5 separate regions of the Mus musculus genome follow, and all the other regions are linked to region 1. The links are chromatin loops, found by intact Hi-C in ENCODE. Cell type or tissue: heart. All regions are shown on one strand. Region 1 overlaps 4930505N22Rik (RIKEN cDNA 4930505N22 gene). Region 2 overlaps Armh3 (armadillo-like helical domain containing 3). Region 3 overlaps Armh3 (armadillo-like helical domain containing 3). Region 4 overlaps Kcnip2 (Kv channel-interacting protein 2). Region 5 overlaps Kcnip2 (Kv channel-interacting protein 2).

Region 1 (5,000 bases):
TCTTTTTAAAAATATTTATATGTATATGAGTGCTTTATTGGCACATGTGCCTGCATGACAGAAGAGGGCATCAGATTCCATTGTAGGTGGCTGTTAGCCACTACCTGGATGCTGGGAATTGAACTTAGGACCTCTGGATCACAGCCATTGCTCTTAGGTGCTGAGCCGTCTCTCCAGCCCCCCAGCCCCTGTATTTCAAGACAGGATCTCACACTGTAGTCCAAGATATACTCAGGATCTCACACTGTAGTCCAAGATATACTCATATAAAACTTATAATAGGGCTGGAGAGATGGCTTAGTGGTTAGGAGCACTGACTGCTCTTCCAGAGGTCCTGAGTTCAAATCCCAGCAACCACATGGTGGCTCACAGCCATCTGTAAGGAGATTGGATGCCCTCTTCTGGTGTGTCTGTAAACAGCTACAGTGTGCTTACATATAATGATAAATAAAGCTTTAAAAAAAACCTCATAATATAGTCCAAGATGGTCTGGAACTCTCAACAATCTTCCTTCCTTAGCCTCCCAAGTGCTGGGGTTCAACCCTTCAGTCCAGGCTAGCCTGTGTCAGCACAACCTCCTTTGCATACCCTCCTCCTCAGGTTATAAGGGCTACTGTTGGATTTAGGGATCATCTTAATCTAGGATAATCTCCCCTTGAGATCCTTAATCACCTCTTCAAAGAGACTTATTTTAAATAAGACCACATTCTGCCAGGCGTGGTGGCGCATGCCTTTGATTCCAGCACTTGGGAGGCAGAGGGAGGAGGATTTCTGAGTTTGAGGCCAGCCTGGTCTACAGAGTTAGTTCCAGGACAGCCAGGGCTATACAGAGAAACCCTGTCTCAAAAAACAAACAAACAAACAAACAAACAAACAAAAAACAAAGACCACATTCTGAAAGTTTGTATGGTATGGAAGTCACAAACTCTATCTCCAAGAAGGTTCTGGTGACCTTTTTAATTTAAAAAAAGTTTTTTTTGGCCTGGTGTGGTGGCACATGCCTTTAATTCCAGCACTTGGGAGGCAGAGGCAGGCGGATTTCTGAGTTCGAGGCCAGCCTGGTCTACAAAGTGAGTTCCAGGACAGCCAGAGCTACACAGAGAAACCCTGTCTCGAAAAACCAAAAAAAAATTATTTATTTTTTTGGTGGTGGTATCCTACCAAGCACACACTCAGCCACTGGACCGTATCTCTACCACATATGTTTCAGTTTGATGGTGAACCCCATTCTTGGAGAGGCCCTGAATTTTGGCATAGAAAAATCACAGCTATTTTAATTTCATTTTAGTTAATTAATGTTCTCAAACAGGGTTTCTCTGTGTAACAGCTCTGGCTGTCCAGTGACTCTAAGGTGGGGTGGCTTTTTCTCCTACTTTTTTTCTTTTGAGATAGGGTCTCATTAGCCCAGGCTGGCCTTGAACTTGCCATGTAACTGAGGACAACCTTGAAATTCTGATCCTCCTGCCTCCAAAGTTCTGGGATTGTCGTCATGGTGATTCCATGTTCAAGGTTTTGTTACTGTTGTTGTTTGTTTGCTTGCTTGCTTTTTACTAGAAGCAGGTTTATCTCTATTTCACACTTTGTGTGTAAAAATGAGACTATATTTATTTTAGAAATAAAGTCTGACAGTCTTGTATTTTATTTTATTTTATTGTTTTGTTTTGTTTTTTCAAGACAGGGTTTCTCTGTATAACCAACCCTGGCTGTCCTGTAACTCACTCTGTAGACCAGGCTGGCCTCGAACTCAGAAATCCACCTGCCTCTGCCTCCCAAGTGCTGGGATTAAAGGTGTGCGCCACCACGCCCGGCTAGTCTTGTATTTTAAATTCATATGCGATATGACCTTTTCCTCTTAGGAAACAGCTGTGGGCGACTCCCTTTCCTCTTCCAGTCCTGAAGAGAATTCCGGTGGCTCAGGTTCCTTTTCCTCCCGGTTCAGTTCTAGGACCCTTTCCTCTTGCCATGACTCTCCTTCCTGAGTTTCCTCCTGGCAGCCTCCCTCTCTTCCTTGTTTTCTCTTGGCTTCTAGAAATTCCTGCTAGTGAACATTTGACGGGTGAAGCTGGCAGTGACAAGAGATGCCCACCAGGAGGCGCCAGTGCCTAAGAAGATGCTGAAGCCCTGTATGGAGGCTCCTGCCTGCAGAGGCTGAAGTCCTGCGCCCTCTAGGACTACACAAGGAGTTCCAGGCCAGCGTGGGCTACAAAGGAGGAGCTAACTCAGTGGCCAAGATTGTTGTTGCTGTTGCAGAGAACCTGAGTTGGGTTTCTAGTATGCATGTCTAGTGCTCACAGTTAACTCTAACTTTAGTTCCAGGGAATCTCAGATGCTCTTCCCACCTCTGAGAGGACATTTGTATATATGTGGTGTACACACACACACACACACACACACACAAATAAAAAGTAATTTTTTAAGATATCTGTAACCCAATTTGCAAAAACACATGAAACTCAAGAAGAACGAAGACCAAAGTGTGGACACTTTGCCCCTTCTTAGAATTGGGAACAAAACACCCATGGAAGGAGTTACAGAGACGAAGTTTGGAGCTGAGACTAAAGGATGGACCATCTAGTGACTGCCATATCCAGGGTTTCATCCCATAATCAGCCTCCAAACGAAGACACCATTGCATACACTAGCAAGATTGTGCTGATAGGACCCTGATATAGCTGTCTCTAGTGAGACTATGCCGGGGCCTAGCAAACACATAAGTGGATGCTCACAGTCAGCTATTGGATAGATCACAGGGCCCCCAATGGAGGAGCTAGAGAAATTACCCAAGGAGCTAAAGGGATCTGCAACCCTATAGGTGGAACAACATTATGAACTAACCAGTACCCCGGAGCTCTTGACTCTAGCTGCATATGTATCAAAAGATGACCTAGTCGGCCATCACTGGAAAGAGAGGCCCATTGGACTTGCAAACTTTATATGCCCCAGTACAGGGGAACGCCAGGGCCAAAAGTGGGAGTGGGGGTGGGGAGGGTATCGGGGAATTTTTGGGATAGCATTGGAAATATAAATGAGGAAATATCTAAAAAAAAAAAAGATATCTGTAACCACAGGGGGCTGGAGAGATGGCTCAGCTGTTAAGAGCACTGACTACTCTTCTAGAGGTCCTGAGTTCAATTCCCAGCAACCACATGGTGGCCCACAGCCATCTATAATGGGATCTGATGCCCTCTTCTGGGGTGTCTGAAGACAGCTACAGTGTACTTCCATATAATAATAAATAAATCTTAAAAAAAAAAAAAAGGTAGGGCTGGAGAGATGGCTCAGTGGTTAAGAGCACCAACTGCTCTGCCAAAGGTCGTGAGTTCAAATCCCAGCAACCACATGGTGGCTCACAACCATCTGCAAGGAGATCTGATGCCCTTTTCTAGGGTGTCTGAAGACAGCTACAGTGTACTTACATATAAATAAATAGATTTAAAAAAAAACAAACAACCCCCTCCCAAAAAAAAGATATCTGTAACCACACTTTTGGCTACTTTATTGGATCGTTTTTCCCACCACTTTTCTCAACCCTTCTAACCTCCCCAACACTAGGTAGGAGAGGAGGTTAGAGGGGAAAGGAGGCGTCCATCTTAGACTAGTTCCTGCTGCAAGCGATGTCCAGTTCCTTGGGGCAGTTTGATCTTGGTAGTCAGGATCTCTCCATCCAGCAGTCCAGCAATGCAGCAGCCTCTGGGGCTATAGCATTTTTATCTTCTCTTAAGACTCCCCAGAATTCCAAACGTAAACTATGTTTAGATGTTAAAAACCATGCCCCTGCCAGGGCATGAGACAAATCATGGGTCAGCTCCTGGGGACATCTAAAGTAGCTGCATACCTCACACCTGGGATTCAAACAAAAACATAGTCACATAACATTTCTGTTTGTTTATTTATTTATTTAATATATGTGACTACATTGTTGCTGTCTTCAGACACACCAGAAGAGGGCATCTGATCACATTACAGATGGTTGTGAGCCACCCTGTGGTTGCTGGGAATTGAGCTCAGGACCTTTGGAAGAGCAGTCAGTGCTCTTAACCACTAAGTCATCTCTCCAGCTCTTTTCTGTGTTTTTTATTTTTATTTATTTATTTATTTTTGTTTCTTTTGTTTTTTTCAAGACAGGGTTTCTCTGTATAGCCCTGGCTGTTCTGGAACTTACTTTGTAGATCAGGCTGGCCTTGAACTCAGAAATCCGACTGCCTCTGCCTCCGGAGTGCTGGGATTAAAGGCGTGTGCTACCACGCCTGGCATTGTTTGTTTGTTTGTTTTTTGTGTTTTAAAAGAAACCAAAATTCTTACTACAGATATTCACACACACACACACACACACAAAAAAAAAAAAAAAAAAAAAAAAAAGAAAGAAAGAAAGAACAAAGAGAAAAAGAAAAGAAAAGGAAGTAAAAGATTTGGGACTGGAGAGAAGGTTCCTTAGAACATAGCTTTCTCTGCTTCTCCAAAGGTCCTGGGTTCAGTTCTCAGAGCCCATGTTGGCTGGCTTATAACTTTAATCTGTCACTCGAATCTAGGCTCCAAAGTCACAAGATAGACACAAGATGGTGAATATACATACGTGTAGGTCAAACACTCATGCATATGACAGACAGCTGCCTGTGGTGGCTCCTGCTTTAATCCCAGTACTCAGGAGGCAGAGGTGGAGGGATTTCGATGGGTTCGAGGTCATGCTGGTCTACAGAGTGAGTTCTAGAACGGTTGGGGCTACACATTGAATCTCCCCGTCTTTTTTTTTTTTTAAAGATTTATTTATTATTTATTATATGTAAGTACACTGTAGCTGTCTTCAGATGTACCAGAAGAGGGCGTCAAATCTCATTACGGGTGGTTGTGAGCCACCATGTGGTTGCGGGGATTTGAACTCCGGACCTTCGGAAGAGCAGTCGGGTGCTCTTACCTGCTGAGCCATCTCACCAGCCCTCTCCCCGTCTTTAAAAATCAAAAATAAATGAATAAATACATACATAAATATTTGAAAAAGACAA
Region 2 (5,000 bases), 61 kb after region 1:
GATGCCCTCTTCTGGTGTGTCTGAAGACAGTGACAGTGTACTTAGATATGATAATAAATCTTAAAAAAAAAAAAAAGAATTGTCTTGCTGTCTGGGCTGCCTAATGAGATGAGGCTTACCTAATCTACATGTTCAAGACCACCTTGAGCACATGGTCAAGACTGACTCTGCTGCCAGGCGTGGTGGCACACGCCTTTAACCCCAGCACTTGGGAGGCAGAGGCAGGAGGATTTCTGAGTTCGTGGCCAGCCTGGTCTACAGAGTGAGTTCCAGGATGGCCAGAACTACACAGAGAAACCCTGTCTGGAAAAACAAACAAACAAACAAACAAAAAAACCCAAAAAACAAAAAGAATCGACTCTGCTTGGAGAATAAGTTGGCTCCATTGACTGGACCACAGGAGTGTGTGGCTATGAGTCCTCCCTAGTGCTGCTCCCTGGTAGCTGAATGAGGAGACACATCACTACCATGCTCTGTTTATATGGTGCTGAGGACTGAACCTGAGCTTTGGGAATGCTAGGCAGGCACTGAACCATCAACACTGTATCAGCCAATGAGATTGATCTTTGAGACAGAAATCTAGAATGGGACAAATACATGTAATGCCAGCATTTGAGAGGCAGAGGACATCCTGAGTCCCTGTCTCAAAAGTACAAAAGAGAGAGCTGCAGAGATGGCTCAGCATTTAGAGCACTGGCTGCTCATGGAGAGGACCCAGGTCCAGTTTCCCAGCACCACATGTCAGTTCCCAGCTGTCGGTTAACTGTCCATTACTCTATTTCCAGTGGCTCTCACACATGTGGCACACACACATACACACGGGTAAAATAACCCCCACACACAAAATACAATAAAACAAATATATTTTTAAATTTTTGTGACAGGGTTTTCAAATTACTGTATCCCTGGCTGTAGACCAGGTTGCCCTTGAACTCACAGAGATCTGCCTGCCTCTGTTTCCTGAGTGCTGGGATTAAAGGTGTATGCCAGCCACTACTACCTGGCAATAAAATCAATCTTTAAAAAGGTTAAAAAAAAATTAAAATATAAAAAGGAGAAAACAAGAGGGGGAGATAAGTATACCTAGTGGGTCCTAAAATGTAGGCAAATTTGGAACCCATTTTGGGGGGCATTAGTATACAAGTGCCCTAGAGTTTAGACAGTTTCTTGAGTTTACTGCACAAAACAACTGTTCCTCCCCCCAGGCAGTTTTTCTCCTGGTACCTATGCATCCTTACCCATTTTTTTTTTTTTTAAAGAGCCTGATTTCAAAAGAATCTTATAAATGCTTTAACTCTAAGACATAAATCACTGAGGGGGTCTCATAGGCTATAGAAATGTGAATTTTATATTAATACTTGATTATGTGAATTAGATATAATTATGTTGTTCTCAGACATTTTCAATTACATTTTCAATTTTTTAGGCCTAGTCTCCTGAAATCCAGGCTGGCCTTGAGCTTGTTATATAGCTGAGAGTGACCTTGAACTCCGGATCCTTCCCCTCCTTAGTGTTTAGTTTAGTTTTTACCGCACCTGACTTCTGAAATCATGTGTATTAGAGGCAGCTTGTGTCAGTTATTTATTTGCTTTCCCTGACTGTGTGTAAGTTAAAATTCTGTGATCTGAAAGGAAAACAGCTTTTCATAGTTGGTATCAGCCTACTTACTCTGAAGTTTAAATAATTATTTTCTTTAATTTTCATTTGAGACAAGTTTCAAGCTGGCTCCCACTCCATATATAGTCCAGACTGAGCTTGAGTTTCAGATTACAGTTGTAGGTTTCAGGACAAGCTTGAAATTCTCTGTGAGTTAGTTTCTGACTGCACTAAACAGCTTCTAGGAAACATACAGCAATGAGAGTGTTTAGGCTGACAGCTACCTTGACACTGTTACAGATTTGAAAGGCTAGATGACTTAGTAGGAATCTCATTTTTACACTTATTACTTGTAAGTCTTTTACAGTTTTCAAGGTCTGACTGATGGTCCAGAGTTCCTTGTTCTCTGTTAGCAGAGGCATGGTTTTTCATGGGTTTAGTCCTTAGGGGCTGAGCCCCTCGCCTGTCCTCCTGGATAAAACCTGCTGTTCCTCTTTTCTTCCACAGGTGGGCAGCATGTTCATAGCAGACGCCCATGAGAAACTCTCAGTACAGTAAGTCCGTGGGCTTCAATGTGGGTTCTCTTGCTGAATATGAGAGCAGAAAATATAACCTTTTAGCAACATTTTGTGAATTAAAAGCTTTTTATGATTTGAGAAGTGTTTCTTGAATTTTAAGCAACTATGGGTTCTTAAAGATCTTTGCTTTAGAGGCTAGGTCTGGTAGAATGCTTGCTTAGCATGCATGAAGCCCTCAGCTTGATCATCCACATTAAATAAACTGAGTGTGATTGGCATATACCTGATATCCCAGTACTCCTGAGGTGGAGGTGGGAGGAGCAGAAGTTTACAAACATCCTCTGCTATGTAGTGAGCCTGAGGCCAGTCTGGGCAGCATGAGACAGTATCGTAAAAAAAGGTCTTGAGACATGATTTTTTATGTGTAACCCTGGCTGCTCTGGAACTCTCGGTATGAATCTTCCTGGCTTCAAACTTGTAGCAATCCTCCTGCTTCTGCCTCGTGAGTGTTCAGGTCACCATTACCAGCTTTGTCTCTGGAATGAAGTGACTGAGGGCTGGGTATCCATCTCTTACAGGTTTAGTTGGGAAGGGGTGGGAAGAACTGGTCCTAGGGTTTCAGGTTCTCAACCTATGTTCATTTGCATAAACCTAAAGGGTGAATGGAGGGCTTGGCAATGAGGAGCTCTTGATGGTTAGAATGTGTCCCATGTCATCTGCTCGTTAGGAAGGAACCTGACTTGTTCTCTTTTTCTTTAGAACCAATGAAGCCATTCTTCTGGCACTCTATGAAGCTGTCCATTTAAATCGAAACTTCATCACAGTTTTAGCTCAGGTTGGTGACCCCAATCCTGGTTGGGGTGGTGGCCTGCACCCTTAATACTAACATTTGAGAGAGAGAAGCAAGTGGATCTCTGAGCTTCAGGACAGACAGGGTTACAAAGTGAGACACCCCCCACCCATCCCTTTCTCCTTCAAATTTAATTTTATTTATTTATCTATCTTTAGTTTTTGTGATGTTGTGGGATCAAATCCAGGGCCTTGTACATATTAGGCAAACGCTTTCTCTGAGCTGTATCCTCAGCCCTCCCCTTGAATTTCACACAGGTTCATTCCATTAAAAAGCCTGTCTGGCCTTGTCTGTCTAAACTCTGCTTTGTGTTAATCAGTGGTAGTAACAGAGTTGCTTCAGTTGCCTTTGCTTTGTGCTATCCTCAAGTGAATGTGTTCAACTGGTGCATGCAAAGTTAGTGGCTGGACTAATCTGCTGATTCTGTTACCCTTTGAAAGAGTTGAGATTGCTGCATTTTATCTATCAGGGTCTGCTGAGGTTATTTGCTCTATGTAGTTTTTGGAGTTTTCTGTCATTATGTCTCTTTTCTAAGTCTTTATGGAATTAGAACTGGGGATAATATAGGCCAAGTCACTTATGCATTATCTTACCAGTTTCCAGAGAACAAAAGTCAAAAAGCCTTCTAGCCAGATGTGTTAGCTGTTAACAGACAAAATAGTGTATACACATTGAAACTAAGAAGACATAAGATACTTGTTCATCTGCCTAAGGGGTATCCTCAGAAGTTGGCACAGGAAGGGACTAAATCAAGCCAGGACTGTAGCCCATGGAAGCCATCTTAAAAGACAGAAGTGTTTTTATCTTAATGACACACTGTTTAAAATATGTAAGTTTCTTTCTTCATATCCACTCCCCCCCCCCCCTTTTTTTTTTTTTTTGGTAAGACTGGATTTCGTGGTGTATGCCTGACTGTCTGTTCTTGAGCTAAGAGATCCATCTGTTTCTGCCTCCTGAACTCTGGGATTAAAAGCATATGCCACCATGCCTGGTGTGTATATTTCTTTTAAAGTAATCTACTAGTAGAATTTTAACCAAAAAGTAAAGCTATGCTTTGAAAACAATGTGCTGTTTGGGGTATGTTTTGGACCCTTACAGTTTTATAAGATAATGTCAGAAAGTTTATCTACTATTCTTGCCAAGTTTCTCGTCTGTCAGATTCCATAAATGGCTTTAGAAGACGTGAGAAAGATGAGGGACTGGCAGAGCTATTGGAAAGTGAAAGGGCTGCTTATAAGCTTTCTTCTTTCAGTTGAGGTGGCCAGGAAAACCAAGGACACAGTGGCCATCTGTGTTGTCTACACTAGATGACTTTCTTTGCCTCTGCCTTGACACTTTACACATTCCTGCTTAACTTTTGTGAGTTGGTTCTCTTCTATCATATGGGTCATGTCATTCAGGTCATTAGCTTGGTAACCAGTACCTTTCCCCTTCAGCCACCTTGCTGGCTCACATGCTCTTGGGTTTTTGTTTTGTGTTGTTGTTGTTGCTCGTGGAACAGCAAGGCTGGACTCAGAACAGCACTTTTATGGTTCCTACCGTTCCCTTGGTCTGTTATGTCTGTCTGTCAATCCTGTGGTCGTGAAAGTAGTCCATACTTCTGAATAATTTTTTTTTTAATTTATATGGCTCAACAGAAAAATCTATAATGGAACCCAAGTTTCATAATGAAAACTAACTCACAGTGTGTCTTGTTAGCTCAGCAGGCACTAATAGTAAGGTATTCAGGAGGACTACATATAGGTCTGCAGGGAGCTGCCAGTCTCATTTTGATTGTGGAAAACCATCTTTGGTAGAGGAGACTTCCCGAGAAGTAGACTTCATGTTTTCTTACCCACCTGTGTCCTCTTTCAGAGCCATCCAGAAATGGGGTTGGTGACAGCCCCTGCCAGCCCTACTCCTACAACCCCAGCCACACCCCTTGGGACTACACCGCCCTCCTCTGACGGTGAGGCCACCACTTTTATTATTGTGTTCTTGATTAATATGATTTTAGATCTTTCTCTCTCTTTTTAGTTCGTTTGTTTTCAAGACAG
Region 3 (5,000 bases), 50 kb after region 1:
GAAGTATCTTATATTTTATTTTAATTTTGAGACAGGGTCTTTATGTTTCGCAGTCCTGGTTATCCTGGAACTCAGTGACTTGCTATGTATTTTAGACAACGCTTTCCCTGCCTCTGCCCCTGCCCCCCCAGTGCTGGGGTTAAAGGCGGGCATCAGCACATCCAGCTGAAACATCTCGTTTTGAAATCCCAGCATTCTGAGTCCTTAATTTTACTCTTCAAAAAAAAGATTTATTTGTTTTATGTATATGAGGTTTGTTTTGTTTTTGCCTGCATGTATTTATGCACACCATGTGCATACCTGATGCCCTTAGAGTCCAGAAGAGGCTGTTGTATCCTCTGGAATAGGAGTAATAGCTGAACCACCATGTGGTTACTGGGATGCCATTTCTCTAGCCATGAATTCATTTCCTTTATATAATGTAGATTATTTTTTCCTTCCTCCCTCTAGCATAGTATGAAGGCTTCATCTTTCAATTAGTTTATGTCTAAAGGCTATTTTTTAGTGTAAGCCTCACATTGTCAGTTGGAGTTGGTCCTGATGAACCCACCTAGCTTTGTTAGACTGATCAGATGTCACTGATGCTCAGGTGGCCTGTGGTGAATTGATACTATGCCTGTCACCTCTGTAGTGTGCCTGCATCTTGCACTTTCTAAAACAAGTAAGGAAGTTCATGTATGGTTATTAAACCAATAGGTTTCCCTTTTTCAAAATACTTCATTGTTCTGATTTTAAAGTTTCCATATGTACAAAGCTTCAAGCATTCATGTAGTACAAGAGTGAATTCCTTATTGTGCTCTGCAGTTGTTCTAAAACATTTTACCCCAAGTAGTTAGACTTTGAAGTGAAGTCTTTTCTTTAATCTTATAAGGCCTGGACCAGGGCAATGTTACGGTTGATTCCTGTTATTCACATTATCCTTTGTAACATGATACAGTACAAGATGGGGTCTATGTGTTACTTGATTTGCTTTAATGTTTAATGTTTCTTTTCCTCAGAACTTGATGGAGAGTTTGGATTCATTACTTTGTGCAGAAGGTTCTGAAAGTCTGAAGAGTTTATGTCTGAAACTTCTTCTTTGCTTGGTGACTGTAAGTGACCTTGTATGTTTGTCAAGGGTAGTCATTACAGCTGAATCAAGCCTAGTCGAATGATTCCTTCCAAAAATAAAAGAGGAACTCTCTCTTTGGGTATTATAGCATTCCTTTTGGTCTGAACGTATAGAAGGAAGTTAGTTGTATGTAGTTTTGCTATTTGGAATCTATGGAGCAGCTGCTGCAATTTTTAGCCTGTAGGCTCTATGATTCTTAACCACTTTATTTTTTTTATTTTTTATTTTTTGGTTTTTCGAGACAGGGTTTCTCTGTGTAGCCCTGGCTGTCCTGGAACTCATTCTGTAGACCAGGCTGGCCTCGAACTCAGAAATCCACCTGCCTCTGCCTCCGGAGTGCTGGGATTAAAGGTGTGCGCTACCATGCCCGGCTTACCACTTTATTTTTTATTTTACTTAAAAATTTAAAAAATTACTTTTATTTTGTATATCTCCTTCCCCACACATAAGTCATGTTGGTCACAAATTTTAGGAGTTGTTTTTTTTTTCCTTCTACCATGTGTGACCTGGGATAGAACTCAGGTTATTAGGCGTGGTGGCAAATGTCTTAACCCGTGGGACTGTCTCCCTGTTGACACATACCATGTCAGAAGGCTGTTCTAGGAGAACCACCATCTCTAAATTGTCTGAGTTTTCCTTTCCCTTGTGTCTCACTTGAAAATGGTTCTTGGGATATTTTTGTTTGCTCTTGAACATTTCTGTTTCACTTAGCTGCTAGGGTAGGAGTTACACAGGAGCTGTTGTGTGCCTTTTACAGACCTTCAAAAGCTTTCTATTGCATTCAGGTCACAGATAATATCAGCCAGAACACTATCCTGGAATATGTAATGATCAACAGTATATTCGAAGCAATTTTACAGGTAGGTCGACTTTCTGATGACTTTTCTCTTTTACATAGTCTATCCCTTAAAATTTTTCATCTGCCGTCCCAGGAGCCAGGACTTGGTTATACCCTCTGCCTCTGTTTACAGATACTGTCCCATCCCCCAAGTCGTAGAGAGCATGGGTATGATGCTGTCGTCCTCTTGGCTTTACTGGTAAATTACAGAAAATATGAGGTAGGTGGTTTACAGTCGCTGTTTTCCATAATCATTTTGCTGGACTCGGCCATTTCTAAAAGATCGCTTAATGTGGGAGACATGTTCTTGGCAAATTATATTTTTCTCTTTTCACTTAAAAAGTTTTATTTATTTTTATTGTATGTATGTGGGTATTTTGCCTGCATGTATGTCTGTGTACCATGTATGTGCCTGGTGCCCATGCAGGCCAGAAGAGGGCATCAGAGCCCCTTGAATTGGAGTTATACATAATTATGATGGGAGTGGTGTAGGTGTTGGGATGGAATCCACAACTTCTGGAAGAGAAACCAGTGCTCTAAACTGCTGAGCCCTCTCTCCAGCCTCTGCCCCCCAATATTTCTTTTTAAAAAAGAAACAGAGTCTTGCTATATAGCCCTGACTCTGTCTTCATCTCCCTCTCCCTCCCTCCTTCCCTCCATCCCCCCTTTTACTTCTTCCCTCCCTCTTCCCTTCCTCCCTCATTCCCTTAATTCCTTCTTCAGTTCAATACAGAGTTTCACTCTACAGCTCAAGCTGGCCTCAAGTCTGTGGGGAGTTGTCCCTCAGTGCCCGAGTGTTGGGATTACCAGTGTGCCACCATACTCAGGGGTTTTGTTTGTTTGGTTGGTTTGAACTTTTGGCTCTTAGGAACACCCCTCCTCCCCTCTCCTCTCCCCCTCCCGTTTTTGAGACAGGACTTTGCTGATTAGGCCACATGCCTGCTGTTCTTGTACTTGGTTTGTGGCCTAAGCTGGCTTCTACCTTTCAGGAATCTTCCTGCCTCAGCCTCCTCAGCCTACAGACTTGTGCCACCATGCCTGCATCATTGAGTGTAATTCAGATAGCCTGGGAGAGATGGGTAGCTTACCGTAAGGAGGAGAGGCTGTGAGAAGGAAGTACTTGGAGGGACCGGAGTGTGTAGGACAATGCTGATGAACTGGAAATCCCGAGAGCTGGCCACTTTTATTCTCTTGGCAGAACTGACTATGAAGTATAGATCTACAAATAAACAAGTACTTTATCGCCAATACCAGTTTTTTTATTGGCAATCTGAAAGGGCTGGCGAGGTACCCACTGTGGTTGCTGTCCTGTGTAAAGCTTCTGGGCCTTCTGAGAACAGTATAAGGTTCATGACTCACCAAAGGATGGTACCCTGGACTCACAGGCCCTTACAACAGCAAGGAAAACAGCAGAGGAAAGTTAAGAGGTTGTGCTCTGTGTGACAGCAATGTGCTGATGTCAGTACTGAGTGTTTCACAGCATGTTCATGGAAACAGCCATCCTGAGCCAGTGGCTTGGCTTTTCTAAGTGCAAACTGAACCCTGGCTTAGCCCCGTGGGGCCCCGAAATGTCAGCCTGAAAAATGGGAACCAGCCAGTAGCTGGAGAAAACTGTATTTTTACATCTTTGCTGTGTCAGAAACTCCAGGAGAATGAATATACCCGGGAAGGGCAAGGCTAGTGGCTGCAGTTTCTTTGAGATTTGAAGTTTTGAATATGTCACTTACCAGATGCTATTAAAGAATTGCAATTGCAGTAGAATAGGAAGGCTTTGACAAGAGCACCAGTAATGCCAGATGAGCATAGCAAAGTTAAAGGCCAGTGAGATGCAAGCCAGGAGAAGGTGTGCTAGGAAGAGTATTTTAGGGCTGGAGAGATGACTCAGCAAGTAAGAGCAATGACTGCTCTTCTGAAGGCCCTGAGTTCAAATCCCAGCATCCATATGGTGGTTCACAACCATCCATAGTGAGATCTGATGCCCTCTTCTGAGGTGTCTGAAGATAGCTACAATGTACTTACATATAATAAATAAATAAATCTTTGGTCCAGAGTGATCTGGGTCAGAGAGAGAAGAAAAAGTGACTGAAGACAGCTACAGTGTACTTATATATAATAAAGAAAATGAATCTTAAAAAAAGAATATTTTAGCTACTATAGTAGTCAAGCTCATGCCCAGTAAGGCAAGTTATAATCCTTTCTAGAAAGAGGTACAGGTATCAGAGACCAGCTAAAAGCAGAGAAGGCAGAAAAGTGTTAAGATACACGAAATGAGGAAAGAGCTGGGTGTGCTAGGGGACCCCCCCCTCCGCCTGCATTTGAGAGGAGAGGCAGGTGAGTTTCTGAGTTTTAACCTGGTCTACAAGAGCAAGCTTCAGAACAGTAGCCAGGGCTAACACAGAGAGAGCCTGTCCCCAAAAAACCAAACCAAATCAAAGCAAAACAAAAGGAAATCAGGAAAGGACATCATGTGCAGTCATTCCTCATTGTAATAATGCAGTCTGTTTTAGAGACAATGAAAACTGATGGGGAGAACTTGGAAATCTAGGACCCCAAAGTTGAAAACAAATTAACAAGGAAGGAACAGCAAGTATAGTCAGTGAGCTCTACTTCTGTCTGAGCGTCTCTCATCCTCTCTGCTGGGTGAAAAGAGGATCATGCTGGGGGTGCCCTGGTCAGGCAACTAGTGTTTAGGAGAAAGGGATTCTGGCAGGGCTAAGATCCTGGCTTCTGGGCTGGATCTACTGCCCTGAGCATGTTGTTTCCCTAAATTAAAATAGAAAAATTAAATTGTAACTATCTGTAAGTTCTTCCCCCCCCCCCCCGTCTCTCCACCCTTCTTCCCTCCTTCCCTCCCTCCATTTTTCTCTTCCTTTTCCCCTTCTCTCCCTCTCTCATTCTTTTTTTTCCTTTCCCTTTCCTCCTTTTCGTAAAGGACTTTCCTGGGTCGGGGAGATAACCTTGTTGGTAAAGCATGCATAAAATGATGGATGTTCTGGGGAGGGGGATGGAACTCGGGAAAGGGGATACCATTTGAAATGTAAATAAATAAAA
Region 4 (5,000 bases), 200 kb after region 1:
TCAGGCTCGGCTCTCAGCTCCACGCTGCCTTCTGCTCCGCTCTCACTTGCTGCCCAAGGATCCTGCTCCTGCCCCGGGACTCTGAGGTGGGCCCTAAAATCCAGCGCTCCCCAGAGAAAAGCCTTGCCAGCCCCTACTCCCGGCCCCCAGCCCCAGCAGGTCGCTGCGCCGCCAGGGGGCACTGTGTGAGCGCCCTATCCTGGCCACCCGGCGCCCCCTCCCACGGCCCAGGCGGGAGCGGGGCGCCGGGGGCCATGCGGGGCCAAGGCCGAAAGGAGAGTTTGTCCGAATCCCGAGATTTGGACGGCTCCTATGACCAGCTTACGGGTGAGTAGGTGGCTCAGGGGTCCTGGGAGGGTGAGCAGACTCCATCCCCCTAGACCCTTCCATCTCTCTGCCCCCTGGCTTGGCCCTTATGCACACTCTGCCCCATTCCTGTGCACCTTGCAGGCTGGTCTAGGGAACAAGACCCTAGGATTTAAAGCTTTGGGTCCCTAGGGGGCTGAGGAAGAACAGGTGGGGCAGGTGTAGAGAGGCAGCAGGTGTAGGCGTGTGTGACACAGGGCTAGGAGTGTGTCTGGAGTGGGAGGTGTTACGTGCGGGAGCACCTGTCGTTCCTGTGTGTCTGTGTATGTATGTGCACCTCCCACAGCTGTTTGCCGTGTGCCTTGAGCGTTGGTGACAGCCGGGGTGAGTGTGTTTGCATGAGGCAGTGCGATTTTATGGGCTTGCCAGATGTTTGAGTGTGGTTGTGTAGGACCCCGGCTGCACTAGTGAAGTTTGTTCTAACCATATGTCTGTTACATGTTCAACTGTGTGCTTTGAATGATTCTGTGTGAAATGGCGTGTGACAACCAGAGTGGTGTCACTTGGTGGTGTTCTGTCCCTTAAGAAGACTTCTGGCATGAGTATTCATTAAAAGTGTTTGTGATTGTGGGGCTGTGGGTTGTTTCAGCATTTGGTGCTGTCCACTCTCAAGCATGATGCCTGCAGTGGGGGCCCCTGTGACTGTTAATGGCATTTCTGTCCTCTTTGCCTCTCTGTCTTCCGGGTGTTAGCAAGGGTCTTTCTTTAGTGCCCCCCATTTGCTCCCTCTATTTCCTGCAAAAAGCTCAAGGACCCAAAGAGAGACCCACCACCCTGGGGTTCTAGCCCTTGGCCCCTGTAGAGAGTCTTTGGTTAGTCCTGGGTTAGTTTCTACCCCGGAGGGTAATTACTCAGGTCATTCTGAGCATGCAAAGCTTCTTTAATTACCAGCAACCCTATTAGAACTTCATCTAAACCTCTTGCTTTCCTTCAGAATAAAGACAGAAACTATGGGCCTATGAAGTGTGGGAAGGCTCCCCTCCCCCCAACCCCTCCCACACCCGTCACTTTGTGGCCCACCTTGGGAGGGTCTATATGTGTGTGTAGAGTACTAAGCTTGGTAGGTAAATTCTGTTTATGTAAATGACTTTGTCACCTTTGTATATTTCCATATTTGTGTCTCGTTGTGTAGAACTCCTAAGAACTCCAACGAAGAGTAGGAGGGGGGCTGTCTGTCCAAAGACAGAAACAGCGATGGGCAAGTGGGGAAGACCATAATCCTTGCCCTTCTCAACAGAGTCAGGGCAGAACCTGGGAAGCAGTGAAGGGGACCAGGATCTAGTGCTCTGAGAATAAGTCTCAGCTACTGACTTTGGGATGACCCTAGTTGCAATGTCAGGACACCAGCGGTGTGTGAATGTGTGACCCCATTCTGCTCTGTGCCCGCCATCAATTCAGGATCCTTGAAAGCAGTAAGGGTCCAAGAGCCCCCATTAACATGCGATTAGTTAGTTTACTTCCTACACCATTCTCCCCTTTAGTGAAATATTCTCCTCGCTGGGCTACTCGATTTATTTATCGTGAGCGAGTGTTTTGCTGCATAGTCCTGGCCTTACTATGTAGCCTAGGCTGGACCCAAACCTTAACTTCTCCAGTCTTCACCATCCTTGCTGTAGATGGCTCTGCACGTGACTGGAGAGCACTATGGAGACCTCTCCTTTGTAAAGAGAGGCTTGTCTTGTGACTGGAGTCCTCTGATTGGAGCCCTAAGGAGGAGTCGTTGTCCACGGTGCTGAAGCGTGCTCCCGCCGCGCCCCCCCCCCCCTTCCTTCCCTATGCAAGTTGGATTCCTCAGTTGCATTTGGGATAGAGGAAGAGGCTGTATCCCTATCAACTTGGTTCATTATGCTGGCAGCAAAGTGGTCTTAAAGTTATTATTCGGAGCAACTTGGATACACCCCAACCATCGCAGTCTTATCCCAACCAAGCTCAAAGCAATTGGGAAAGACTTTCTTAGTAGGGGTAGGGTAGGATGTGCCCACCCCGTAACCCCCAATTCTTCGTATTCTTACCTGCCTGGGGGGGGGGGAGGGGGGCTGTTTGGCAGTGCTGCACAGCGGGGAAAGGCTGAATCAGCGCTCAGCAGCAACCCCATCTAAAGAGAGGCCTAAAAAGAACTGTCCAAGCTGAAATTGCGAGTTGGGTCCTGACTGGCCATGCCCCAGGGCCTGGGTCCAGGATCCCTGGAGTCTTGTTCCTTTGGCAATTAAAGTATCGTTCCTGGGGATGGAGCGCCCCCGTGTGGCCAAAGAGCCCTGTGTATGAAACTAATTCCTCGTGGGCACTGTTGCCAGTGGGTTCGAGTAGACAAGGTGTGGTGTTTAATGGTAGCTCTCTTCTCTTAATATAGGCGTGTTCCCCTACCCTTCGCGCACACACAGTGGAAGAAATGGGAGCATACATCTTCTATGGCCTTTCCCAGGATTTTGAAGTGTTTGTAGGTGCTAGAAGGATTTACATAGCAATAAGTCCCAGAAAGGGGTTTACACAGAGATTGTTACGGATGGTTGCGAGCCGGGATTTGAACTCAGGACCTTTGGAAGAGCAGTCGGTGCTCTTAACTGCTGAGCCATCTCTCCAGCCCTACACAAAGATTGTTAAATGAGGGGGCTTCTACTTGTTGTAGTTGGCTGGGAGCCAGCAAGTGATGGTTGAGTTTTTTTTTTTTAAGAAAGGGAACTCTAAAGACAGGCATAGTTTTGAAAGGAATCTGGAGCCAGGAGGCAGCAATAGGTTCGCTAAGCTAATGTAATGTCCTTTCTCCCTTCCTGCTTTTTCTCCCATTGGTCCAGGAAGTGTGGAGAGTTGCCATGACAACTATGTCCTCTCACCCCTGTAGCGTCCCTGTGCTAATATGGGAGATGGGGGTGGGGAAAACAGCCGGAAGAGGGGTTGAAGTGGAGCAATAAAAGGTAATAAATAAGATCTGTAGTGGCTCACATCTGTAATCCCAGCACTTGGGAAGATGAGACAGGAGGATTGCCATGAATTTGAGGCCAGCCTGAATCATGTCGCAAGTGCCAGACAAGACCCGATCTAAAATAAATAAGTCATTCGTCATTCAGTCATCCAGGTTTTCTTTCAAAATTCGTGTGTACCTCTTTTCCTTACCAGAAATCCTGAAGACGTTTGGAGAGAAAGTGGTGAGGAGCGAACGCCCTGCCCTGCCCTGCCCTGCCCCTCCGCCACACCCCCATCTCTAAGAGCTTTGCGGGTGGGTGCAGAGCGCTTATGACCTGAAAAGGTGCGCCTATGAGGCCAGCAACCTGCATCTGAAAGGCTCAGGGTCTGAGACACTCCGCCTGTCAGTCTTGCCCTCTCGCACCACCCACTCTAATGGGGGCGGCACCGCCCTCAGTCAGAAACCTTGGGGGCGGAGCTTGGACACTGTGCTCTCAGCCAAGCCATGAACCGCTGCCCTCGCAGGTGCCGGAGCCCGTTGGGGCAGGCAGCTCGGTCTCTCTACCAGTTGGTGACTGGGTCACTGTCGCCAGGTATGAGGAAGGGAAGGGAGGACCCCTCTAAAAATGAGTGGCTCGGGATTGGAGCCTTACAGAGGTGGAGAGAAGGGCTTCTCACAGAGATCGGAGGGAGCAGGGACTTGCACTTCATCAGGGTAAGAGGGCAAGTTCGCTCAGAGTATAGCAGGGGCTAAGGACCACTCACTCACAGAGCATCAGAATAAAGGAAGCTTCGGGCAGCATAGCTCACAACATTGGATAAGGCTCATTGAAGCCTCAAGAAAGGGGCAGGGCTCTGGGATGAGAGGAAGACGCTTGTGCTGGGCTGGGGAAAGGCACAGCCCTGTATTGCGTTACTTGGGTTTAGGAGGAATGTCTTACAATGACCTATCAGTGCCCCCCCCAAAAAAAAAAAAAAGGCTAGAACAAGCTGAGCTCACTAGTGAGTTCATGCCTGATCAGACAGATGGAGTTGTGTGTCTCCAACACTGTGGTGCATCCTGGATTGCACATCCCTAGGATTGCCAGGGTTCTAGTGCTTTGGAGTTTGGTTTGAGAGCCCTGAGTCAGATAACTAGCTTTCATGAAGTTGTACGTTGGCATGAAGTTTGTGGATTTATGCTGTGAATTGTGGGTTCCACATGACGCTGTTGAGGTTTGCGCACACCTCCACTTAGGTTTCCTTAGGGCTACCTGGGCGCACAGAACCTGGAATTCTCCCCTCATCCTGGCTTCAAAGAAACTGAAACAACGTGGCCCCATGGCATTCCGGGATCTGTAGTTCTCTGCCTCATTACATGGGCTTCACCTGAGCCCCTGCGGTATGTTCAGGGCCTATGGCTGCTTCACGCCATGTGCCTTCAGAAGGAGGACTGTTGGGGCTGAATGAGAGCCATGCTTACAGGTCTCTTGGGGAGCATGTATCCCCTCAAGCCCCCTGCTTGGGCTTGTCTCCGGTGACAGATGGATGGAGCCAGGCGGGGCCAGCTCTCAATCACTGCAGGCTTGACTTCCAGGACCCAAAATAGCCCCAACGCCTAGGGAGGTCATTAATCACCTGATGCAGCTGGGGGCTGCAGGATCTTCTTGATTGGCTGGGGATGGAATGGTCTGGGGGGGCTGAGACAAGGGCTTTGGGGTCTTTGCTGACGGAGTGACAGTGGAGAGCAGATG
Region 5 (5,000 bases), 210 kb after region 1:
CCCTGGGTTTGAGCCTCAGTACCATGATAGCAGTTTAGACTGGCTTTTCCCTGATTCCTCAATCAGAAAACATTTGCAATATAGCTCTTTTAATGGCTTGCCTAGAACAGTTTATCTATAGTAGCCATATAAGAGAACAATTTTAAATGAGTTTTTCTCAGTGGGAGCTGTCTCCCCACCTAATGGCAGGCTTGCGTTTGGATCTCCTTCACCTTGTTCCACCTTGGGATCAATTTGTGTACGTTGCTTTGCTATGTGTTTAGTGGGTTTCCTTCTGTGTGGCTCAGGCTGGCCTGGAACTTGAGAGATCCTCCTGCCTCACTCTTTCCAGTGCTGACATCGAAGGTGTGTGCTACCATGCCTGCCTGGTTCAGTAGAGTTTTTTGCTATTGTTGTGTTTGGTTGGTTGGTTGGTTTTTAGCCTCTTTACCATCTTAAGAATCTAGTTGAGGGTACATTGAGATCTTGTCCAGTCTCCAAGTTAGCTGCTCTCAGCTGAGTGCCTTGAGAAAGTCACCCTGGACCTTCTTTACCTCGCCAGTGCAAGGTGCACAGTGCTAGTTGCTGTAGACTTCAAGGGGTTGCCATGAGAAGCCATCAGAGTAGAAATGTTGCTCAGTTTGGTGGAACACCCCTGTAATCCCAGCACTTTTTCGGCAGAGGCAGGACAATCTGGGGCCAGGCTAGGCTATGTGAAGATCCTGAGCAGGGGTTAGAGAGATGGCTCAGCAGTTGAGAGCAGTTGTTTCTTGCAGAGGACCTGGATTTGGTTCCCAGCACCATGATGGCTCACAATCACCTGTAACTCCAGTTCCAGGAGGCTCTGACCCCTTCTGCAGACCTCCACAGGCACCATGTATGCATGTGGTACACAGATACACATTTAGGAAAAATACGTAAAAAAGAAAAAGAAAAGAAAAATATGTATATACGTAAAATCTAAAAGGGGGGAACCTGTCTGGGGGGGGGGGGGGACAGTAAAAAAAAGAAATAGTGACAGTAACAACTCTGAACCATTTGTGAGCTGCTGCGTGCTGTGGAGCCCTGGGACGAGTGCTCTGTCGCTCTGTCGCCCTGTTGCTCACAGTGGCAATCCATGCTTATTCAGCACTTACGAAGTTGTCCAGTGTTCACGTTCTAGTTCATCAAAAGCTTTGTAAGGGGAGAAGCTCCAATACATACATGCTAAGAACTCATCAAGGTACCAGGTGGTGGTGACTCACACGCCTTTAATCCCAGCCCTTAGCAGGCACAGGCAGGAAGATCTCTGAGTTTCAGGCTAGCCTGGTCTATAGAGTGAATTCCAGAGAAACCCTGTCTCAAAAAACAAAAAAACAAAAACAAAAACCACTTGTCAATGGCTCAGCCAGCAAAGGCAGTTGACCCCCTAAACCTCATGACCTGTGTTCCAGCTCCAGGACCCTAGAGGTAAGACAGACTCCTACAAGTTGTCTGCTGACCTCCATACGTGTGCTGTGACAGTTCCCTGAACTCTTCCCCCAAATGTGTTTATTTTTCTTTTTATTTGTGTTTTGTTTTTGTTTTTGTTTTTTTTTTTTTTTGTTCGTTTGTTTTTTCGAGACAGGGTTTCTCTGTATAGCCCTGGCTGTCCTGGAACTCACTCTGTAGACCAGGCTGGTGGCCTGGAACTCAGAAATCCTCCTGCCTCTGCCTCCCAAGTGCTGGGATTAAAGGTGTGCGCCACCACCGCCCGGCTGGTTTTTGTTCTTGAGACATGGTTTATCTCTGTAGCCCTGGCTGTCCTGGAACTCACTGTAGACCAGGCTGGCCTTGAACTCGGAGATCTGCCTGCCTCAGCCAACCGAAAGCTGGTACTAAAGAAGTGAGCCACTATGCCCAGCTCAAATAATACTTTTTTTAATGTGAAATAAAGGAGGTCGGGAGTTCCCCCATTTGAGTACAAGTTATAAACTGATTTGAACTCAGGGGAGTCTGGCATTTTCAGCTTCTGACACTACCTCTCCTTTCTCCTGTTTCTGCTTAATAACATTGAGTTAGGGGTTGCATTTTGTGGATTCAACAGGATTTTAAAAAGCAAAACAAAAAACAAACAAAACAACAACATGATTTCAAGTGGCCCAGATTGGCCTTAACCGACCTGTATAGATAGCCAAGGCTGTCTTTGAATGCCAAATCCTCCTGCAGCCACTTGCAGGTGTCCTGGGGTTACAGGAATATGCTGCCGCAGCCTACCCAGCTCAAAGACTTGGGTTGTCAGCTGCGGGCTGAAAGAGGAAGGAGAATTCAGCTGCCTAGAAAGATGAGGACCACCTCTGGATTCTGGGGTAGTGAAAAGGGAAGGCTTCATGGGCTTAGAGGGTGATGAGTCTGTGGCCATTCAGGTAGGACCACCTGTGGGACAGTGGCTGAAACGGAGGGCTCTCTTGATGGTAAAAGGGCATCACAGGCTCGTGGGATGTTTACTGTTTTCATCTGTGAAGCAGTAACTTCTAAGGTATGAGAAACTGCAGCCAACTTGTGAGTTGACTCTCTTCTTGCCACCGGGGGGGGGGGGGGGGATGAGCGCTGAGGCACAGCAGGCACAGCTATCTTCCTCCCCAACGTCCCTGGGCTGGTAAACACACAGGGTTACGATAGGGTATGAGGTAGACACTGACCCCCAGTGGTAGCTCTGTAGAAGTGCAGTTGGACCTTCAACTGGAGCAAAGGGACTGATTCCCGCCCAAGCCCAATGGAGACCCAATAATCCTGGAGTTGCAGGGTGGGGGGAGCCTTGCAAGGGCCACCCGGACAGAAGCGGGAGCTTTTCAAGAAGGGAGCCACAGAGGATAGGCTCAGAGTCAGACTGGGCTGAAATGGAGGCGCTGACATTGGACCTAAGCTTACTCTGGTTCTGGCTTAAGGGAGAATGCCTTCAAAGATTCATAGGGAGAGTTCCATTTGATAGCATCCTAAGCTGTAATGCATCATCTAGTAGAAGTGAGTGCTCGTTGCAATGCCATGGTAACAGTGTTAACTCCCAGGGCCCTTGTCTTGTGGTTTGCAGGCTCTGAAGGCCTCTCCATCCCCACTCTCTGCCCCACACCAGGAAGGGCGAGACTTCAGCGATGCTTCAAGGCGTTGGGAGATGATGCCATGAGGGCTCATATTTCCCTCCTATCCTGCTATCCTGGGCTTCTCCCCAAGGAGGGGTCAGGCTTTGGCATATCAGGATGAGTCTCTAGCCTGAAGAGGGGGAAAACACAGCCCCCCCCCACCCCCCAGGAGCTTTAGTTGTCAGAGTCCCAGAGGTAGCCTCAGTAAAGTTCCCTTCCTGGAGGGTCATAAAAGGGCCAGTGGCCTTCTTCCTGCTTCTGTGGTGAGACCTAATCCTCCCTTCCTGGGGCCTCAGTTTCACTGCCTGTGGCCTGTGGGAAGAGAGTGCTTCCCGCCTCACAGTCTCCATGACAACCGCAATCGATGCTGATAGTGTCCTTCTGACAGGAGAGGTCACTCTTCTTCTCTTCCCCTTGTGTTCTCACACAGTCCTCTATCAATCTATTAATGTAACCATAGACCCATTGCCTCCCTGTACAGCACATGCGTGCCTACCCAACCTCGGATTCCAACCCAGAAACTTCCTAAGACACACAGCTCACCCCCACACTCCCAAATCCCCACACAGATTCACACACACACACATATACACACATATATACAAACATATATACAAACATATATGTATATATATACATATATATACATATATATATATATATATATATATATATATATATATTCCATAGACACCCAAGCCAATCAGACTCCCAAACACACCTCTGTGACACACACACACCATCACACACAAACACAGTCGCCCTTAAAAGGTGATTGACGTACACACTATAAAACACCCAGAACTCCTAATGCATTCTTACCCAGATATCTATCACTTTCCCGGGTACAGTTCATAGTTTCACACGCACGCATCCTGCCTGCCTTTTAAAGCTCAGCCCCTCACTGTCCCGTCCCTGTGTCACAGAGTGCCTCGGGGAAGCTCTCCACAACAGGAGCAGGTCACTCTTCTAAGCCCACCTCCCTCACACCAATAGATCCTGTGGAGGAGATGCTGGTCCAGAGGCTGAGGTGGCCTGAAGAGGAGGGAAAAGGCGGAGGCTGTGGCTGGGAGGTGTGTGGGGCAGAGGCGGGGAGAGAGGGGAAGGGAGGAGACCCAGGGCGGGAGACAGGGAGGGAGGCTGCAGGGCAGTCTTACTCAGCCTTACTCAAGCAGGGGAGCCTGAGGGGGAAGTGTTGTGGAGCAGTGTGTCCTGTCTGAGCATCAGTAGGTGGGGGCCATGCCCCAGGACTGCCATGACCCTGGAAGGGCTGGAAATGGTGGCTGTACTTGTGGTCTTGGTTCTTTTTGTCAAGGTTCTGGAACAATTTGGCCTCTTTGAGCCTGTCTCCTTGGAAGGTAACCCAGGTAGCTGGGCATATCTGAGTTACTGTTTGGGGACTGGGTTGTGCTATCTTCATGCCCGGGTGCAGAGTGCGCAGGTGAGTGAGAGAGAGAGGCGCCGAAGAAAAAGGACAAGTGGGAATGCTGGGAACAGGCTTCGGATTCGTGGGCAATGACAAAGGGAAGAGAGGTTGGCATGTGGGAGACGGGGGTGGGGGGTGGGGGTGGGGTGGAGAGAGTGACAAGAACCTGGGCACACCAGGAGCCATCTGGCAAACAGTGTCTGGTATAAAGAAGGAAAACCAGAGAGCACAGCAGGGTAAGTCTCTTTTGGAGCCAGGGTCCCACAGTGACTCTCAGGATGTGTGACACCAGGGGTCTGGGTACTGACAGAGGTTTTCAGGAAGTGGCGGGGGTAAATTATTCACTGTGTGAGGTGTCTCTCTGTGTTCATGTGTAAGAGGAGACAGGGTGTAAGTTTGCGTATGTGACAGAGATATGACTGCACGTGTAGAAGTGACAAGACTGTGGCTTTGTGAGATAGTGGATGCTACTGTTTCTGGGCTGGTCAGGATGTGTG

Evidence for each region. A loop is a pair of places that touch in the nucleus more often than their neighbours do. Peaks named below come from ENCODE experiments on the same cell type or tissue, not always from the same donor. Only the 100,000 strongest peaks of a DNase experiment are listed, where the experiment ranks them.
Region 2: a loop joins it to region 1, with 6 times the contacts of the local background. A loop is called at or near these places in 12 of 42 quality-filtered maps.
Region 3: it touches region 1 in a loop (2.0-fold over the local background); 12 of 42 quality-filtered maps call a loop at or near these places.
Region 4: it touches region 1 in a loop (5-fold over the local background); 32 of 42 quality-filtered maps call a loop at or near these places.
Region 5: it touches region 1 in a loop (4-fold over the local background); 33 of 42 quality-filtered maps call a loop at or near these places.

Annotation. Positions count from the first base shown.
Region 1 is chr19:46,011,867-46,016,866 of GRCm38, reverse strand. 4930505N22Rik (RIKEN cDNA 4930505N22 gene) reads right to left here. Exons shown (of 2, transcript NR_152221.1): 2 at 3,481-3,842. Among named protein-coding and RNA genes, the nearest start is that of Hps6, 11 kb to the right of the region's middle. In heart, no CTCF peak of the experiment used is centred here; a DNase peak (open chromatin) is centred at 2,026.
Region 2 is chr19:45,950,574-45,955,573 of GRCm38, reverse strand. It overlaps Armh3 (armadillo-like helical domain containing 3), which reads left to right. Exons shown (of 26, transcript NM_198296.2): 12 at 2,104-2,150; 13 at 2,874-2,949; 14 at 4,819-4,912. Among named protein-coding and RNA genes, the nearest start is that of 4930505N22Rik, 45 kb to the left of the region's middle. In heart, a CTCF peak has its summit at 2,100; no DNase peak of the experiment used is centred here.
Region 3 is chr19:45,962,333-45,967,332 of GRCm38, reverse strand. It overlaps Armh3 (armadillo-like helical domain containing 3), which reads left to right. Exons shown (of 26, transcript NM_198296.2): 6 at 999-1,091; 7 at 1,897-1,971; 8 at 2,083-2,169. Among named protein-coding and RNA genes, the nearest start is that of 4930505N22Rik, 33 kb to the left of the region's middle. In heart, a CTCF peak has its summit at 2,369 (motif pointing right); no DNase peak of the experiment used is centred here.
Region 4 is chr19:45,811,058-45,816,057 of GRCm38, reverse strand. It overlaps Kcnip2 (Kv channel-interacting protein 2), which reads left to right. Exons shown (of 10, transcript NM_145703.2): 1 at 1-327. The coding sequence starts at 255. Among named protein-coding and RNA genes, the nearest start is that of Kcnip2, 2.5 kb to the left of the region's middle. In heart, CTCF peaks have their summits at 151 (motif pointing right) and 2,614 (motif pointing left); a DNase peak (open chromatin) is centred at 2,607; H3K4me3 peaks cover 1,597 bases; H3K27ac peaks cover 205 bases; H3K27me3 peaks cover 2,636 bases.
Region 5 is chr19:45,802,811-45,807,810 of GRCm38, reverse strand. All of the region lies in intron 1 of Kcnip2 (Kv channel-interacting protein 2), which reads left to right. Among named protein-coding and RNA genes, the nearest start is that of Kcnip2, 11 kb to the left of the region's middle. In heart, a CTCF peak has its summit at 2,652; a DNase peak (open chromatin) is centred at 2,650; H3K4me3 peaks cover 322 bases; H3K27me3 peaks cover 296 bases.